2 separate regions of the Homo sapiens genome follow, and region 1 is linked to region 2. A link is a loop called in an ENCODE intact Hi-C map of the cell type or tissue named here. Cell type or tissue: OCI-LY7. All regions are shown on one strand. Links, peaks and the distances in the headings refer to the core of each region. The heading gives the core; the rest is flanking DNA.

The links. Peaks named below come from ENCODE experiments on the same cell type or tissue, not always from the same donor. Only the 100,000 strongest peaks of a DNase experiment are listed, where the experiment ranks them.
Region 1: it touches region 2 in a loop (1.9-fold over the local background); 2 of 110 quality-filtered maps call a loop at or near these places.

Annotation. Positions count from the first base shown.
Region 1 is chr12:98,151,624-98,160,923 of GRCh38, forward strand. No RefSeq gene overlaps it. Among named protein-coding and RNA genes, the nearest start is that of MIR4303, 160 kb to the left of the region's middle. In OCI-LY7, for the core only: CTCF peaks have their summits at 3,397 (motif pointing left) and 3,596; a DNase peak (open chromatin) is centred at 3,418; H3K27ac peaks cover 510 bases.
Region 2 is chr12:98,254,033-98,264,553 of GRCh38, forward strand. No RefSeq gene overlaps it. Among named protein-coding and RNA genes, the nearest start is that of TRD-GTC1-1, 240 kb to the right of the region's middle. In OCI-LY7, for the core only: CTCF peaks have their summits at 2,986, 3,188 and 7,119; DNase peaks (open chromatin) are centred at 5,799, 6,449, 7,209 and 9,699; H3K4me3 peaks cover 4,110 bases; H3K27ac peaks cover 6,147 bases.

The sequences.
Region 1 (9,300 bases), core at 136-8,135, 100 kb before region 2:
CATAAACAAAAGCTCTTTGGAGGCCTCAATAATTTCTAAGAGTATGAAGGGATCCTGAAACCAAAATGTTCAAAAACCACCACTCTAGATTATTCTAGATAACCGTGCCCATTAATCCTAGAGCAATGACAGGACTTAGAGATTTTTTCATTCACTCCTTTCATATTGTGGATAAGTTGAAACTTAGGGTAGCCATGTGACTTGCCCAAGATCAGTGAGTGAAAAGCATCACTAAGTTTTAAATACTGATTTCCTCATTCCTAACCCTGTGTTTACCCTACTATTGCTATACAATTTCAGATATGTCTATTTCGTATCCAAACTTTGAGAACAAGTCTCTGTCTTATACTTCTTTCATATACTTCAGAGCTGCTGGCATATGTCTCAAATAATCAAATGATGGGTGCTCAAAATTCTCGTTGGATGAATGTATACAGGAATAAAGGAGAGAAGGAAAGACAAAAGAGAGAACAGGAAACATGGATGGATGGAAGGAAGGAAGGAAGGGAGGGAGGGAGGGAGGGAGGGAGGGAGGGAAGGAGGGGGAAGGAAAGTCTTTTATGAACCCATAGGCCTTGAAACCATTTCACTCTCTCAGCAACACCCACATACAATAATCTCTTAATTATTTCCAGGCTCCAGGGACACAAAAATCTGGTCTACAAGAAACTCTCAATATCTTCCTTAAAAGTCTACACTGAAGGCTTACATATCCAAAGAAAGGCTCATAGAAGCAGCATGGCTTGTACCATCCTCATGTGCACAGCCTCCCCGGAAACCACAGAAGGAACGTCACTGCTGCTTTGCTCTGTTCCACCTGTTCCCCACATACCTATGGCTTCACAGACTCCTGAAACCTATGGGGGTTCAACTGGACAAAGGGAAAAGGCAGACAGAGCAGTGTGTCAAGACAAACAAGAGGTCCAGTCATGGCGTGATGGAGCAGAGGTACCAGGAGGAGACAGGGTCAGAACAGATGGTAACTCCTACAACAGTCTGCTTTTAAAAAGCCAAAGAAACAAGAAAGGCTATTGATCTTTTAAGAAAAAGGAAACAAAAGCTAGGAAATAGTTGGGTAAAATCACTTCTTAACAAAGAAACACCAGAGCGCCTGGCTAGCTCAGTCAGTAGAGCATGAGATTCTCAACAAAGAGAAAGCATCCCTTCTTGTGTTAAGGCCATACTATTGCACAGGGTTTTATTCAAACTTTGCACAGGATTTTATTCAAACTTTTTTCTGCTGTCCCAGAAATATTATTCAGACCTCAACTCTAGAGATTAGAATGTAAAGGTGGGAGTCTGTGGGTGGAGTGATATTAGCTTGATTCCAATTGCTGACTTCATGACCACTGATGAGGGCTTCAGGGCAGGTCCATGATGTTCATTTGTTTTCCTTAGTCAAGTTAATGCCAGCTAACTTTGGCCAGAAATTAATTAATCCTGCTCAGGGTGCTAGGAAATTCTAGATGTAGCTTGTAGATTATCTCATTTCTCCACTGTCTTCAGTCAGTTCATACAGAATTTCAAAAACTATCTCAAATCCATATATTTGCTCTTCCTACACTGCTAGGGTTCAAACTGCCATTGTTGCTCGTCGTGTTGGTCAAGATCCAGTCAGGAAAATAAAATCCAAGCTCCGAGTAGAGGAAATTGAGAGATCTCATTACAAAGGTGTTGGGAGAGCTGCAAAGACAATCAGGGAATGAGGATGTGACCCAGAGATCAGTAGGGAGTCCCTGTCACCTCCAGGGTTGGGGGAATCTTGGAAGGAGATGGTATTGCTAAAGTTCAAGAACCGAGGAAGCCAGGTAGAAATAGAAACCATGTAGAAGACTGCCCTGCGGGATCTGGGGCCACAGACAATGGGACTATCCAGTGGGTCTATGTGGAAACAGCTGACACCAAAGAGGACCAGCATTGCTGGGGTTGCCCCAAGAAACAAGGAGGGACAATGGAAAATACCCTGGCTTCTCCCTTTTTCTAGTTCTCAAATCTCCCTCCACAGCCTCCTATCAGTACAACCCACACAAAAGCAGATTGGCTGAGGAGTTTGGGAAATATACTTTGTTTTGTATGAGAAGGGTGGAGAATGGATTTGAAAACAAGCAGGCAAGTGACCAGCACATTCACCAACCCCATGAAAGTTTCCTCCCAACTGGTCTCTTGGTTTTCATTCTTGCTGCCCTCCCATCTTTTCTCTAAGTTGAGATCTCTTTAAATGGATTCTCATCACTTCCCTTCTTCTACCCTTCAGAGGCTTTCTATCACTTTGAGGATAAAATCTAAACTCTCTACCACAGTCTACAAGCCCCTGTGTGGTCCTTCGTCTGCCCATCTTCCCAGCCTAATTTCAGTCACTCTTCCCCTCACTCACTGAGCAACAACCCCATGAGCTGTCTTCTACTCCCTCCAATGTGTCAAACTGCAGGCCCTTCACACCTGTCCTTCCATATGTCTGGAAAGATCTATTCCTCCTGCTTTGGCTAAATGCTACTTTGTCCTATGGCTTTCAGCTTACAAGTCATTTCTTGGGAGGGGCTTTCCCAGACCTTCCCCATTTCAGTTAGATGCAACTTTTGTGGTCTTAATCCCCATATGTTTCCTTCATGGCACTTAACAATATTGATAGGAATATATTTGCTTGTGTCTCTATTTTTTTTTTTAACATTGGCTTGCCACTTGTCTGGAACCTGAACAGTGGGGATCTCACCGAGTCTTGTCCCTGAGGTGGCTGCTGCATCTAGCTCCATGCCTGGCACAGATAGGTGCCCACTAAAGAATGGTAGAGGATAAACACAGAGGGACAGTATGATGAAAGCATGTTATTTAATTCATAAGCTTTTCCAAAGTCCATCTGGTCTCCGTTCTGCCCCTTCATTGAGAAACCCAGGAACTAACCATCTTTGAATAAAGTCTCCCCAATGGTAAATAGATTTGCAAAGCTGCTATTGCTAAATTGAGCTTCAAGGATACATTTTTTTGACTTCTGTGTTTGGAAGGACAAAAAGTTCATCATGTCCTTTAGAGAATAACTCTTGCTGAGAAGACAGGAGAATTCTGAAGCTGCCGGTTACCTTTGCGCAACAACATGTGAAAAAGCTTCCCCCTTTTTATTTCCAGTCAACACTGTAGCTTGTCCTTATTTTTTGTGTGTGACTATGATTTTGTTATGCTTTGTAATGTGCATTTAGTAACATAAGGATATCACAGTATGTTTATGTTACTCATAAAAGACCATACCATTCTTTCTGGATGTGAGCACATTTTTAAAAAAAAGAAAGAAAGAAAGAAAGAAACAAAACAAACAACAACAACAACAAAAATCTCTTTTAAGTAGGTTTTGTTTTTCAAACAGGAAAGCCTACTGGTTTAATACAAGTTAAGGACACGTCCAGGGTTGTAACCACGGCCCCTCCTTGTGGCAAAACACATGCAATGACTCCACATACCATCTCTATTATATCCGCTCTATCTAACCTTTATCAGCAAACCAACAGAGGAGCACCCTACCCAGGCAATCTTTGTCTGGAATTTCAGCCATGGCTTTGAGACATTTCTCATCGTTTCCTTACCACACTCCCCAAAGCATTTTCTTAGTGGGGCAGCCCTCAAGTCTTTAATTCCAGCTTGTTATTTCTCTTCTTACAGAGCTAAGCGTGTTATTAATAACAGCAACGAAAAAATTAAGTATGGTGTGCACACTAATCTAAAATTTTGAGCTGGCAATTAGTTGGAGTGAAATGCAATTAGATGTTTTCCTTCAAGTCCTAATTTACATGCTGGAAAACATGGGCAGCCTTTGCAAGTAATTGCAAAAATAAGCCCTGCTTTTTGTGTCTGTGTACAAATACGAAGCTCCCCAGCACACCTGCCTTTGCCTAAATAGAATAGAGTCCCAGGGGTCTCCTTGCTTTATGATCACTGAGATATACAGCAGAAAAGGAACTGATCAGCCTTTAGGTGAAAATGTGTTTTCTCTCCACTGCAGAAATTTAGTATTAATTGACATTGACATAACCCATGGAGAACTGGGGTGCATAAATAAGTCTGACAGTTTTTCCATGTAACCCCATGAGGTGAATTGAGGCTCTTCAGAGCTGCAGCACCCCTTTGTGTGCACTCAGAGTAATAGCTGATACAATTCAATCCGTTAAACACTTCATGAGCATCTACCCTATACAACACTACTAGGAGCCCTGGAGGAAACATATCAAATGAGATACTGTTGACATCTTCAAGAGGGTACAGTCTAGTAGACCAGACAAGACACACACACAAATATCACCAACGGATGGGCTCCATGGGTATAGAGAGGTTACACCCCTGGCAGCTGCACCTCAGTGTCTCCTGAGGAACAAGAAGTGGAGGTGTCTCAGCAAATATATCAGCACCCCAAGAAAAAATCTAGTTTCAGCTCAAAGCTCAATCAAGAAGTTATTCTTGTAATACAAGGATATGGAGGGGGAACTTCCTATCATTGCAGAAAAGCAAAGTACAGAAAGAGGAAAGTAGGGTGATTTTGCAGAACATAAAAGCAAAGGAAAAATCCAGGACTATGTGTTTTCTGCAGAAAGCATTAGGGCTCTGATAGAAGTAAGCAACATCTTAGTACAGATAAGTGTTCAAAACAAGGAGTTACACATAGAATCCAAGAGCCAGTAGAACTTGGATGATACAAAGAGGAAAAAATAAAGAAGCCAGCACAGAACAGAAACCTTTCTGCTGGCCACACCACTGAGCATTTTATTAATTCCTTAGTGAGGAGAAAATTAGCAAACATCAGAATCCTCCCCATATATAATGTATAAGTCCTTATTTATAAGTAATTTTGCCTTCTAACTCCACATGGTTCTCATTTCATAGCATGGGTTCAGTTATTATTTAATTATCCTTACCCCATATTGTTTCAAAAATAATTTAAAGCAACTAACATTTTTATTTTCTTCATAAAGTCCCAAGATAAAGAGCTCCTTTTAGATAGTGTCATATACACAAAATCTAAACTGAGGAACCCCATCTGATGGCAGTGATTATGACACCTTGTAAAATGACACAAGTGTCAGGACTTTGTTGTGCCTGAGTGCACCATAGATTACAAAAATGCAAAGTGCTGTAGTCAGGATACAAACAAAGAAAAGAAGTAATTGCAGCTGGAGAGACCAGGAAGAGCCTCATGTGGGAAGTACCGCTTGCAGGATGGATGGGAGTGTAGGAAGAGAGGCATTCCTGACATAGAGAATAGTGTGTGCAAAGACATGGAGGTAGGAAAGGACCTGACTGTGCACATTTTAGAAAAGAAGAAAACAGAGAAATGCTTTGTCATTTATGTTCTCAATTTTTTTAAAGTCCTTGCTCTTGTTCTATATCAGGAATACTCAGGAGATGAAAAATAGCACAGAACCTTTTTCCCTGTGACAGACGATGAGATGCTAATGGAGCCAGCCTCACACTAGGTGAAGGTCCATTGCATAGGGTTATGGGTTATGATGGGATTTCAGAGTGAATATTCTTCTTAAAAATATTCTTACATCCTTATATTTGGCTTACCTTGAATTTCTCTACAGGAGCAAAATGTTTCATTTTACAACTGGCAATAGTGTTTTAAAGGCAAATACTCTTAGAAAAGGCCACAGAGGCCGGGCGTGTGGTGGTTCATGCCTGTAATCCCAGCACTTTGGGAGGCCAAGGCAGGCAGATCACCTGAGGTCAGGAGTTCGAGACCAGCCTGGCCAACATGGTGAAACCCTGCCTCTACTAAAAATACAAAAATTAGCCAGGCATGGTGGTGGGCACCTGTAATCCCAGCTACTCGGGAGGCTGAGGCAGGAGAATGGCTTGAACCCAGGAGGCGGAGGTTGCAGTGAACTGAGATGGAGCCATTGCACTCCAGACTGGGCAGCAAGAGCAAAGCTTTGTCTCAAAAAAAAAAAAAAATAGAAAAGGCCACAGAATGACTGTTATTCCCATGACATAGCTATCTATCTGTCATGTCTGGCCAGTTTGGCTAAAGAAGGAAGTTTCAGACCTGAAACAGGGACCAGGTTAAGGTCCAGGTTTGAGTTAGGATGCAAGCAGGAAAAAAAGGTCCAGAAGAAGGTTGGTAGTCAGAATGACTACTGTGGTCAACTTCCTATGTATATGGGAATCAGTTCTTGGTGCAGAAATGTCCCCTAGATTACTGAGTCAGGCAAGGAAAATTCAGTCACTAAACATTGGTGTAGCTCTCTAATAATAGCAAGCCTTCCTATAAAACTCAGCACAAAGTTATCCAAAGACCTCAAAATGGCTTATCCATTATTTGCTGCCTCCAGGTTTTCATGAGATCTTTTTAGTCTTCAAGGAAGACCAAAGCTGTGGACTGCTGAACAATTATTTAAAGAAAAACTCATTTTAAAACATGGGCTTATTTTAATTTATTAAAATATGCAAGGTAATGCATGCTGGTTTGGAGGAGGGAGAGCTGCCATAGAAATGAAGAAATTGAAGGACCCCTGCTTAATGCCATCCCAGAAGGTGTTTCTAAACAAGAGTGGCATGACCAAGGAGGGGCTCACTTTTTGTGGGAAAGGAAATATAGGTTGGTAAAAATGAGAGCTGCTTTTATAAAGGGAGCATTACTAAATGGAAAGGGGAGTGTGAGAGCTGTCATCTACAGTCTCACACTCTGCAGGAGATGTGAAGAGGGATCACAGGTGATTAGAAATGTTTTGAGCTAGCTAACTCTCCCAGGTAAGGTTAAGCTCAGCAAGAAGACCCCTGCCAGACTATGGCTCCACCTTTGATCTACACTCAGTAAGCAGTTGGCCTTCTGACCTTTATCAAAAGCATGTTTGAGTGGATGAAAACATGAAGTGGAAGATGGTAGTTATGAAGTATCCAGGTATCCATGGTTAATTGCATTAACCCTCACTTGTCTATCTGGACATTGTGTGAGGGTCCTTTTGTTCTTTGCATATGGGTCCTATAGGCACAGAGCATAGCCCAGGGAGCTCCCCACTTTCTTCATCAGTGATCTGGAAATTTACTTATTTCCAGACACCAACTGTATTGTTACAGTGTTAACGTATTCTTTTATGTTCCCTGCTGGGAATGACTTTCAATAATGACCAACTATCCTAATAGGATGATTTCCTGGTTTAAGTTGACTCATGTCAATAGGCAGGTAAGAAATAGGATCCTTTATCAGGGTAATGGTTTTTTAAAAATACATAATCCTAGAAAAAAAATATGGATGTTAAAATCCACAGGGCTTGGTTATTCATCGGATTTGGTTGAAGACTAGGGGACTGTGAATTGCGGGACTGAACAGAGGACGGTGACACCAGTTGAAGTAGAAAATAGACTTACACGTAGAACTCAAGGTACCTGAGGGTCACTATATTGGTAAAGAAAGGTCAAGCTTTTCTGTGGCAACAAATCACCTCAAATCTCTGTGACTTAAACTTTTATTTCTTGCTCCTACTATAGCCCAGTGGAGTTTAGACAGCTCTCCTGGAAAGCTCTCCTTAAAGGAGTGGCTCAGGAATCCAGGATCCTCCCACATTATGAATCTGCTATCTTGCAGAGCACTGCTTCCAGTCATGAGGACAGGAGAGAGAGATGTGTAGAATTGGTGCATATTATTCCCACTCACATCAATACAAGAGCTAGTGTTCATTCATTTGGTCCCAAACTAAATGCAGGAGAGGCTAGAATTTACAGTCTTCCTGAGTGCCCAGGAAGAGGAGCAGGTTTAGATAAGCATCAGGCCTGTCTCTGCTACAGATACCCAAATGACAATAGCTAGCAGGTAGCCAAATAGACCCATCTAGGGTTCAGGGAGAGGAGGACATGAATCAGAGCAGGAGGCGTAAATGTAGACATGGTCAACCACTTAAACCTAGAAAAATACATGAGATCCAAGGAGAATATATATGGGAAGAAAAGGAGGGAAACCTAAGGAACACCAACTTTTAGAGTCAGAGACGGGACACTGTAAAAGATGGCCAATGTGGAAATTCACAGGGACAAGATGAGGAACATTGAAAGTACAACAAAGAAATTCTCTTCTAGGAATTGAGATAAATTTGGCATTCATTGAAGTGAAGCTAGTTAATAGTGAAGTGACCACATTTACAGACCCAGAAACGTTAGCTCATTCTGACAAGAAATTTTCATTCTTTCTGCATAATACAGGAGTTCTGGGATTTGTGGTTTGGATGCTGGGACAATAGCATTTCTAGGAATTTCTAATGGATTCATAGAAATTATATTAGGATAACAAGAAAACACCTCCAGAACAGTTGGTATCTCTAAAAGGGAAGGTGAACTGAGCTGGGAACCATAAGGAGTTCTAGCTCTGGTTCTATGTGGCCATGCTGAGGTCATTTCGTCTCTCTGGATGTCAATCTCTAAATCTCTGAATGTGGGGATGGCCCTTACAGTAACAGTAACAAGGGTGACATTCACTGAGTACTCATGGTGTGCCAGAGCTTGCTCTAAATTTTTTTCACAAATTATCTCATTTATTCAATTCTATTCATTTCAATCCTGTGAAGGAGATACTATAAGAATCTCCATTTTACAGATGTGGAAACTGAGGCTGACAGAAGTTAAGTAAGTTGCTCATGATCACATAGGAAATTCTGGCACGGGCAAATAGAAACCTAGGCTAATGGTGCTCTCAAACTTTCACTCATTCATTCAGTAAATATATAATGAGCACTTCACAGACATAGCCCCTGCTCTTAGGGAGCATTTTTCCAAGAAACAGAATGCTAAGCACAGAGGTCTTTGCCCTCCAACACCCAGGCTGGGGGGCTAATCAAGAGCCATGCTCCCCTAAGTACATGCCTCCTCATCTGGGTTCTAAATAGAAGAAATGTTAAGCCCAGAAACTGATGGGCCCTCAGTACCCATGAAAAGGCGCTTTTCCATTTTTGAGAAGATGATTCTCCCATCTTTGTTAGCTGGAGTAGTTTGGTAATTAGGTTCTTTATCACTTTGTCAAAATGGAGTAAGAAGAGCTAAACAAAGCTAGACTTCAATGACCTGTATTCCATCAATATGAAGAAAATGTATAAGGTGACCCAATTTCTAAGCCCTTTTGAAGGTAAAGAGTTTAATCTTCTCGCATACAAAGAAAAGGTGTTTTTCTTTTAAATCTATTTATCAATTTATGTAGTGTAATATTCTCACTATAATAAACCATAGAACTTAATGTATTCTACAAGATTATCAATATGATCACGTAATGCAAAGTACCAGAGAAAAACTACAATAACACAGTAAACTAAACTGGTTTATTATTTTACTTTTTAA
Region 2 (10,521 bases), core at 2,522-10,521:
GACAGTTTCCTACATTCACAGCTCTTGGCCATCAACAAGCTGAAGGTGGGGTGCTTCCCTTGCTGTGCAAAGAATCGTTGGACCTAGAAAATATTCTGATATACTCATATAGCCATAAATCTCCAAAGTTAAGGTAAAAGATACTTACAAAAAAAGTAAAACAACTAAATAAATAAGAACCACAGGATCCTTAGTGTAATTCGAGCTCACAGCACATTATATAACACTGCCCTTACTCTGGCACTCAGGTGATCAAGCAGCCACTGGGGTTCTCACTAATGCCTCTTGGCAGATGTCTTAACTCATAATAAGTTCATTTATTGCCTGCATGCATGCAGTGTCCTTTCCCTGACTTTGCTTCATCTTTAATGAACCTTCCCAATTTTCAACTTCATATGATAGTGAAGGGAACTCCAGGCAGTCTCCAGAACTGAAAACTACAAGTCTCTGCTGTGGACTTACCATTATATTCAGAGCGGAATCCAAAAATCAAAGAATTTTAGAACTGGAAGGAATATGGGGGCACATTTACACCCACTTTTTGACAAAAACTTTGAGGCCCAGTAGGAAAAAGTCAGTTGCCCAAGGTCACCCAAATGATCAGTGGCAGTGTTGGGAATAAAATCTGGTTCTTCCAGCTCTGCCATAACTCCTTAAAACACTTTAAAGGATTAAAGACCCTGAGGAATGAGAGAAAAAAGACACGTCTTTGCTTTGAATGGGTCAAAGGTCCGAGCAGGTCAGAAACTGTTCCCACCATCTAGAGCTTTAGCCCATAACAAGACAAGACTGCCAGAATTTGCTCTACCATGGCCTCTTCTCTAACTGGCCAATTAATTTTTTAAATGATTTATGATGATTCTCAAAGAAAATGCTTTTCCTGCAAGAGGAATTAATATGCTGAACTTAAAATATTTGCACTAATTACTAAAGGTCAAAATGGGATTGTGCAGAAACATTAATCAGAGGGCCCAAGGGAATAGGAATACATTGGACAAATAGTGTAAAGCTCTAATCAAAATATTGAGAAAGGTGCAGTTTGTTGCTTATGCAACTGCAAACTGGAGCAAGGACATTCTCCCTTAAATCTAGACCATGGAACCAATGATGACTAGCAAATAACCATATTTCAATGGCTCCAAAGGTCCTTAAGAGAAAATCCAAAGTCAGTTATTAATGCAGTAAAGCTCTCCCTCCTCATCAATTTTTACCATTGTTTTTTTTTCTGTCCATCCACCCTGACCTACTTTCAGTCCCTCAGACCTGCCATTCCTCTAGAGCTGCCCACTTATGGCTTCTCCTGCTTAGAATACTTCCCTGACTACCCCAGCCACTCCCTTTCATATGGATGAATCCTATTCATCCTTTAGGTCTCCTTAAATGCACATCCTCTATGTAGTGAGGTCACATTGCTCACCCCAATTTGTCATACTTCACTGTATTCACACACTTCTTTTGGATGACTTTGAAATTTCTTCCAATAATGAGTTAGAGAATATTTCCCCAGACTTTACATTTGAGTTCAGCCCCATGACTTTCTTTAACCAATAGATCGAGGCAGAAGTAACAATGTCCCAGTTCTGAGCCTAAGTCTTAAGAGGTCTCACGTATTTCCACTTGCCTTCTTTGATTCTGCCATAGCCATGAGAACATACTTGAGCTAAACTGCTGATCCCAGGAGGAATATAAAATCATCTAGAGTAGAACCATCCAGGCAAGCTTCATCAGCCAAGCCTAGACCAGATCAGCTGTTCCCCCGATGACCATGGACACATGAGTGAGTCCAGAGAAGATCTGCAAAGCTGCTTGGCCTAGGCCACCCAACCTGCAGATACCTGAGAAATTACAAATGATTGCTGTTTCAAGCCTTTGAATCTGGGGCTGACTTATTACACAGCAAGAATACTTTTTCCCATCATAGAAGTCATTACACCTTATTAAAATCCTTGGATTAATTTCCTTTCTCTTGAGGATTGCCTATTCCAATACAATTAAAACTGTGCCTACCTGGCTCCTCATATTATTTCAAGTTTTAGTACAGTTTATTGGTACACAGTGGAAACCCATTAAATAACTGGTTGTTGAATGAATACCTTATCTTTGTGAAACATTTTCTTTAGAGTCTCTCTCTAGCCTTGATAGCAAACTGCCCACCTACAGTTTTCAAAGCCCTCCCACACTTGGTACAGCATTTTAACCTGACAACAATCAGCAAAGTAGATTATGTTTATTTGATCACATGCTAGACAAAATGCTTGTGAATACAAGGTGCTTTTTTGCACATCTCATTGTTTAAACTCATTGTGGTTTTATAGTCAGTACTAAACAGATGGATGAGCATTTCCAAATAAAGCTTATTCTTACATTTGGCATCAGATTCTCTGTTCCTCCAAATCTCTCCAACCTGTATAAATTACATTCAAAGTCAGTCTTTGAATACATGCAAACCTGTTAGGAATTAAGATCCCGTCCTGCTGTAAACGATTGTTGGCAACCTGAATACGGGAGTGAAAATTGCACTTACATAGTCATCAAAGAGCCCCGTGTCATGCACCTGTTTCTTCATGGTGCTTTGGAAAAAGGGGAGACACAGGAAATTTAACAATCCCTTTTGCCTTTATATCACATTCCAACTCTTCACTTGCACTGAACATTCATAATTCTAAGAGTTTAGCATTGTCAAGGACTCAGCTAGCATGAACTAAGAGAAAACGGAGATTCAATTCATTCACTCCATTTTTTTTTTTTACTTTTTATTATTGTGGCAACAATATGAGTGTACATAATGCTACTGGACTGTACTTTCATTTGACCCATCTTTGCTGCTCTAGGATCACCAAATCCTTCACCTCTATGGCATTTAAGGTAAGAGATTTTCTTACCTTCACCTCTATGCCATTTAAGGTAAGAGATTACTTTTGAGAGGAACTGTGCCTATCTCCCTGGTGGACAACCACACTTTCTTTTCTTCCATAGTCTCCACTCAACAGTCTGCCCCCCACAGGAGAGGGGAGTGAATGAAAAGTAGCCTTTGTGCTAGAACAACCAATCAACCTTGAAGAATAAAACCCTCTGGATACAACCATCAGGACCAAATGCGTGCTGAAGAGAAAAATCATGACCAGATTATTCCAACAGCCAGCTCTCTTCTTAAGAGATCAACACATCCTTAGCACTTGTTGAAAGAGGAGGCCTAATTTCTGAAAATTATTGTCTCAAGGCTTAGAATCTTACCAAAAAAATAAATAAATAACTTCTTAGAATATACAAGTGGGACTAAAGAGGAAAGAAACACTCCACCTCCTGGAGAAATGTCGGCCGCTCTAGAACTGTCTGGTCTGGTTCTGCTAGTAAATGGCCATTGAGATCACAAAAATCTTCATGAACTGGGAACAAATTTGCCCCACATGCTCAGTGCTCACCAACAGGGAAGGGGGTGCTTCCGCATTTGGGGTGTTGCAGATTCACCTTTGGCAACTTAGAATGAGTCTTAGAAATCATTCAGATTCTATTGCATTAAACATGACATCTATATTTTAAACAAGCCCCCTGGTAGTTCAGATGGAGGTGGTCGGTGGACACTTTAGAAACATCTGTATCCCTGTCTTGGAAGCAAAACAAACTAGATGCAAAAGGAAACGTCCCCTCCCTGAGGCTCCCCGTGATACTTATGTGGAACCCGGAAATAATAATGACATGTGTGTCCTAGCATGAGCATGAGAATTAGACAACACATGCAACAACTCAGAAATTTGCCTGGCCAATTGAAGGCACCTAATAAATGTCGGCTATTATTATTATGTGGCCTTTTATGCATGGTTGATTCCTGAGGCACAAACAAGCCATCAACTTCTTCCAACCCTTCACGTGAGAAGGTAAAAACCTTGACTTCAATTGAGGTCTGTTTTTCTCGGTAGATTAAATGCCTTTCTTCCCTCCTTTACCTTGTGAACTCCTTGTGGATCTTGTCTTTTCAAGATTCTTTTCCAAACAATGCCTCTTCCAAGGAGTGTCCTCACCTTCCACAGGGCCAGCTCCTACCCTCTCAGAGGTGACCAGTGCACTCACACATACCTCCTTTTCAGGGCCTGTTACGTGGCGCTAGAACACTTTGCAGACTTGCCTCCCCACCTGATTGTGACTGGCTCAGAGTAGAGTTAATTATTTCTCTAAATAAATCCTTCTGGTTATCTACTCATACCTCTCAGTCACCCAGTACAGCACCTGGGACCCACAGGCGTTTAGAAAATGTTTGGGGGAACAGTGAAGGAATAGAAAAGGAAATAGACTAAAAGATTGGACGTGACCAACGTAGGGTCTCAGCATCTGGGTGATGAGGCTGGTTAAGAGCAGGGCTCCAGAGCCAGGCTACCTGAGCTTGGATCTAGACTCCACCTCTTACTAGCTGGGTGACTTTGGACAACTTAGTCACATCTCTGAGCCTCAATTTCCTCATTTGTAAAATGAGATAAAAACCTCTGCTACCCTCATGTGAGGCTTATGTGAGGAACATATGTGAGGGTTAAACAAAATAAATAATAGGAATTATGTACACATAGGTAAGTGTTCAATAAATGTTAATAACTGTTGTTGTTGCTAATGGTGTAAGTTACAGGCTTTGAAGTCAGACAGGCTTGCATTTAAATCCACATTCTACCACTTACTAGTTTGTATGACCTTGGGAAAGTTTGTTACATTACATTTTGTAAACATCAGCTTCCTCATCTATAATATGACAATAATATCTGTATCAAGAAAATAATACACTTTAAAAAATGGCTAGCAGCCTGATGCCTGACACCCACCAAGTGCTTATGAAGAGTCATTATCATCAAGGCAGTCACTACAAAAAGGGCAAACTGAGGCAGGGACTGAGAATGGAATCCAGACGGAACGTAGACCAGTGTCATGAGATCCGGCCAAAGAAATAGTGTCCTGGGTCTGTTGAAAGAGGCCTGGTTGCCTTCTACTCTGCTTAATGCTTGTGGACAAGAACGTGTAGGGACTGCCACCTCCCAGAGCAAGGCAGGACTCTTCGAGGACCCGCTATCCTGCCCCGTACCCCAGATTGGGCATCCTCTGCACTCACACAGCTGTGTTTCCACCATGTTGTTCTCAACTTAAATGTATCTGTTTGGGTGTCAGTGTCATGCCTCACATCCTTGAGGATGCATGCCTCACACCCACTGCCAGGAGTATTTACGGAACCCAATAATGTTCCTTAATAATAAGGAACCCAATCATGTTCATGGACTTGGTCTGGACACTTGAAAGGCACGGATAGAAGACATGTTGACATAAAAGAGTCTGAATCCCAACACAGGTTCTTCAGCCCTCAATTTAATTCTGATGTCTACATGTGCTTGTGTCATTTATTTTGCTTTAAGAATTTTGAAATTATCTCCCCCACAGTTACCAAGTAAATAGGTTTCAACTCCTCAACCTTAGACTGCATAAGATTTCTGAGGTTCACAAACCTAAGGGAAAAGTCAAATTTCCTTCTGTTCTCTTCTCATCTCCACCCCTTGCTCCCCAAACACAAGTTTCTAAAAAGTCTTTCTGGTGGCAAATCAGCTGCTTAAAAGTGTTATTTTTTAATAAAGTGTTCAAGTCAATCTTCCCCCAAGAAGATGGGGGAAAGAAAGCAAACACATTGTTTCACCATCATATATACATACACACCAAGAAAACTTAGTTCCTGTTAGTGAAGTCTATCTCTGTGTGTTTGCGAAAACTCAATTTGCAGCTGGGGAAAGTGGTATTTATTTGAAGGAGCTTATTGCTGAAAGTGAATCATAAATCTGCTGGCTGTTGAGACTTCAAGGCAGAAGAACAGAGGCAATTATTAGTCTGAATGTTCCACTGACGATATGAAATCTTTGTCTTTCAAAGCATTTGTTTAAGTAAGAAAAAGTTTGCCCAGGCTGCAGAACATTCTATTGTGGGAAGAGAAACTTCTGAAACCTCCAAAGCTTATTTATATATTTGCTAGGCTTCTCTCTGCCAACTTTCTCCTCTCCCAGAGCGTCCGTTAATGCTAAGAAAAGCCTCCGAAAAGCACACATTATAAGCAGAGAAAAATCTTAATGAATGTAATATATTTGGCAAATCTGTTTTATCTACTGAGGAGATTTCCTTCCTCTCTTCATCACTCATCTCTTTTGTTTCTTCTTTTTTTAATGTTGTTCCCCTTGATTTGTCCTTCTTCCTATGGAATTCATTTTTCTCTCGTCCCAAAGATAAAAAATAGAATCCCAAACAATATCGTGACTTTCATTCTCTTGCCATTATGTTCTGTCTCTTCCTACCTAATTTTCTTCCTTAGAAGAGGGAGCCTTAAGAGCACAGTGTTAACTTCCCCTCTCTAGCCTAACCAGAGGAGACATATCCAGTGCAAAAGCCAGCTCCCAACTATGCACAGTTAAGCTGTACACTTTATAGGTGGTCCTTGGCCAAGGAACATGGCAAGCTCGCCTCCCCTGTCACTCAGCATGCTCCTCCCCTCAGCTGGTGTGTACTCAATAAGTACTAAGCCATCTTAGGGCCGGGCGCAGTGGCTTATGCCTGTAATCCCAGCACTCTGGGAGGCCGAGGTGGGTAGATCACTTCAGGCCAGGAGTTCAAGACCAGACTGGCCAACATGGAGAAACCCCATCTCTACTAAAAATACAAAAATGAGCCCGGTGTGGTGGCACATGCTTGTAATCCCAGCTACTCAGGATGCTGAGACATGAGAATTGCTTGAACCTGGGAGGTGGAGGTTGCATTGAGCCGAGATCACACCACTGCACTCCAGCCTGGGTGACAGAGTGAGAATCCATCTCAAAAAAAAAAAAAAAGTTACTAAGCCATCTTTATATAGACCTGAACACCCCAACATCAACTGTCAGCCATAGAAAGCAAACATTTACTCATATAAAGCATTCCAAATCCAAATTCAAAAGATTTGGAGTTATCTGGACAATTTCCCCCTGACACTAGTAAGCTTAAGTGACAGCAGAATGTGTTTGTATATCTTTGTACACAATTTGATTCACCTTTCTATTGCAGCTGTGCAACCTAAAAATACAGCTGTGACCTGAGATTCTCTTAACACCTTGCTAATCAGAGCATAGTACCCAGGCCAGCAGCAGCAACATCACCTGGGGAGCCCTAGCCTCAGGCTTACTGAATCAGAAATTTTATTTTAACAAGATCTCCAGGTGGCTTGCTTGCACATCAGGGTCTGAGCAGCTCAGTTAACACTAAGCATAAAAGTGGCACCTGGAGGTTGGGTTTGAGAAGTGAGGGGCTGCACCTACTAAGCCTGCTGCTTCTGCTTTGTCAACCCTCTGCAGGGTGGTTGGTACCTCTCACGTGTCGCCATGCTCCCCATCCCCTTCCCTGACTCTAGTTGTTGTCACCTCTCCATCTGTTGGCTACACCAGACTACTAGGGTCTTGGTCTTGGTAACTGCAGGTGACACTAGTGTATGGGCCAGCCATGCTCTTTCCTCCCTGCTGGGTCTGCCTGTACCTGTGTGAGCTGTTATCACAGAGACTGATAACTTGACATTTACAGTTTCTTTCCCAGAGAGGAACACAAGACATTTCATGAAAGCTGCACATAATCCTCCTCAATCCCCTGTAGAATGGGGAGGGAAAGTGCATTTTAAAATAATCCCATTTTGGTTATCCCACCTCAATGCTATTCTCTCCCCTTCTAGAATAAAAGAAAATAAAAAACTAAAGAGGCATTGCCCCTGAAGAATGTGTGTGTGTGTGTGTGTGTGTGTGTGTGTGTGTGTGTGTGTGTGTGTGTGTGTGTATGCGTGCAATAATTCTGAGTTTCAGGAAAGGCTTCTAGGTTGAAGCAACTTCTGAAACAACTCCAGATTCTTCACAGGATTTCTTCTGAATCTCGGATGATAGGCACTTATTTGGGCACTCCTTTTCCCCACACCTCAAGCCCTGACTACCCCCCGGAGCCCATATTCCCACGGGCACAAAGGCTGGAGACCGTGTGTAACAAACAGGTCCCTTGAGCTTTGCTTCAGCTTCACCCTAAAACACAAACCCAAGCCACATCTTTAGCTTTTCTGCCAACAATCTCCCCACTCAGGTGTTCTAAGTGCTTCTCCAAAGGCATTCCCATGCATTTTAGTTTTTTTTTTCTCTCATCATCCCAAGCAGCCTCCCTTATTAGGTGATTAACTTGGAATTACAACCTCTTTATTTCTTTTCTTTTAGGCACATGAGGACATTGCAGGGCAGGGACAGGCTGGTTCAAAGAGTGAACTTCTCCCAGACAGCAAGGGGTCCAATCAGTTCGCTGTGGTTTTCCCCCTGAGTAACCTAACAGTCCCTGGAGGCCACAGCTCCTCTTCTGGACACCCAGCATCTTGGCCAGCCCAGAGAGGAAAGCAAGGTCTGGAAGCCTCCCAAGGGGTCACATCTCCTGTTGGGTCATTAAGCATCCACACCTCCTCCTAGCGACACCTATAAGTGATGTCAGAGTGTGTACTTCCATACAGTCCTAAGATTTTTTTTAATGCCTTCAAAAACAAAAATAAAGAGATACACTCTTCTCCTACCTCAACATGGCTACAAACACAGTTCCACGTTAGCCTCCTAGAAGGGCAGGAATAAGGGAGGTGAAAATGGAAAAGGTAAGGAGTAGGACTAGACAACTCAATGTCTCACAGAGGTACTCACCATTTGTAGTTCATTGAATGAAGCATCTGGGTCTCCAAAATCCTCTGGCATAGCCTCTTTAAGAACACAACAGTGACTTCCTGAACTCCCCACTGAGCCACCTAACATTCGCAGAGCTCTTCCTGCCTCTTTCTGAAGCCCCCGTCTTACCACCAGATGATAGGAGGGCCTTCTCTCCCTGCCGCCAAAACGAAAGTTGCCTCTCTGAAATAAAACCTTTCACCTGAGATTCCATTTAATTTAAATCCCGGTAATTCAGCTGATACAGAGATGTGTTACCAACAAGAAGGAATGTCTTTGTTTGACTGAGCCCCAGCAGGGAGGCATAACTTCGACTCTGGCCATGTGGGCGATTTTTCTGTGAGCTTCGGGGGCTTGAAGAAAGAAATTCCAATTTGAATATCTTAAAATTCTTGGAAGGATCTGGCTAGCAATAGGGAGTGCCTTGCTTCCCACAGATTAACTCAAATGGACAATAAGATCAGTCTAAATGGTTCCTATGCATATTTCTGGAATAGTTCAAAATGGAATGTCCTTTTCCACAATGCATGTTTTAACACATTCTTTAAATCTACTAAAGAGCAGAACAAATCCTAAGAATGTACTTCATTTTAGTCTTAATTCATTCCATAGTTAGAAGCTATAAGATTGGATGGCACACAATCTTACGATTATTATTTCAGTTACGTGCAAGAAATATTTGCTGTTTCCACTAAGTGCTTGGAGGCAGCATGTAGGACACCAAAGTGTGAAACTCAATCTGCTACACATGGTTGTAACCCACGTAAAGCCAGGCTGGCGTTTTCTCACCTAGAAGTCAGCCTCAAAGAAATACAGTCAAAAATAGCCAATAAGCAAATTATATCTTTATTGAAATCTATTGAAATTTACCCAAAGAGATCCCACTCATAACACACAGCAAAACTTATTGAAACCATTCCTCCTGCCACTTTCTCTCTACATTAATATCTTATTTGTGCATGTGTGTGTGCATTCAATTGTCACTGCACCTGCCGCCAAAGCCTCTCCTCTCCCTCCTATGCTCCACAGATCTCTCAAACAAGATTTTTTTCTCTGCCTCTCTTCCCCGTGTCTATATCTGTTACTTTTCTCTTGTCCATAGCTCTCTGATATTTTCCATGTAAAACTGGGTGGTCTCTCACAACTTCTCCGAGTCTCTTCAACAGCCACAATCATACACAATTGACTCTGGAACCCACCTGGCAAGGCTCTCTCCCTAGGAGAGGTCAGAGGAGGGCAGACTGTTTCTCCTCTGCAAGCAGAGGAAGGGAAATACTGTGACTATTTGAATTACAGTCTTTCTCTGCCAGAAGGGAACTATTTAATAAAAATTAATTGAATACTTATTTTTAAATCCTACTTAATATGAACTTTATCATGAAAATGGACATGGGCCCTGTCATCAAAGAGCTTACTCTCTAGATGGGAAGGCAATGACCCAATAATTGAATAATTACTATTATGATGAGTGCTGCAGCCACCAGTAGAGTATGACTCTAATCCAGTTGTCCCCTTAAGATGTCAATTAAAATGGTCAAATACCATTGTGTATCTAGTGGAAAGTCCAGAGCCCTCTTCAAGATTTCTGCAAAATTTCTGCACAGAGGCAGATAGGAGAATGGGACATGCTTTCCTGCCTCTGCTGAATTCTCTCCCATTTCCTGCCTCTGCTGAATGCTTGTTTTGTGCTCCATGCCTTGAAGTCAATCCTTTATCTTCCTGACTTCTCACTCAAGTAACCAGGGAACAAAGCTTGTGATGTGTAGCAAAACTTTCACATTTCTACAAAACTTTTCTAGGTCACTGC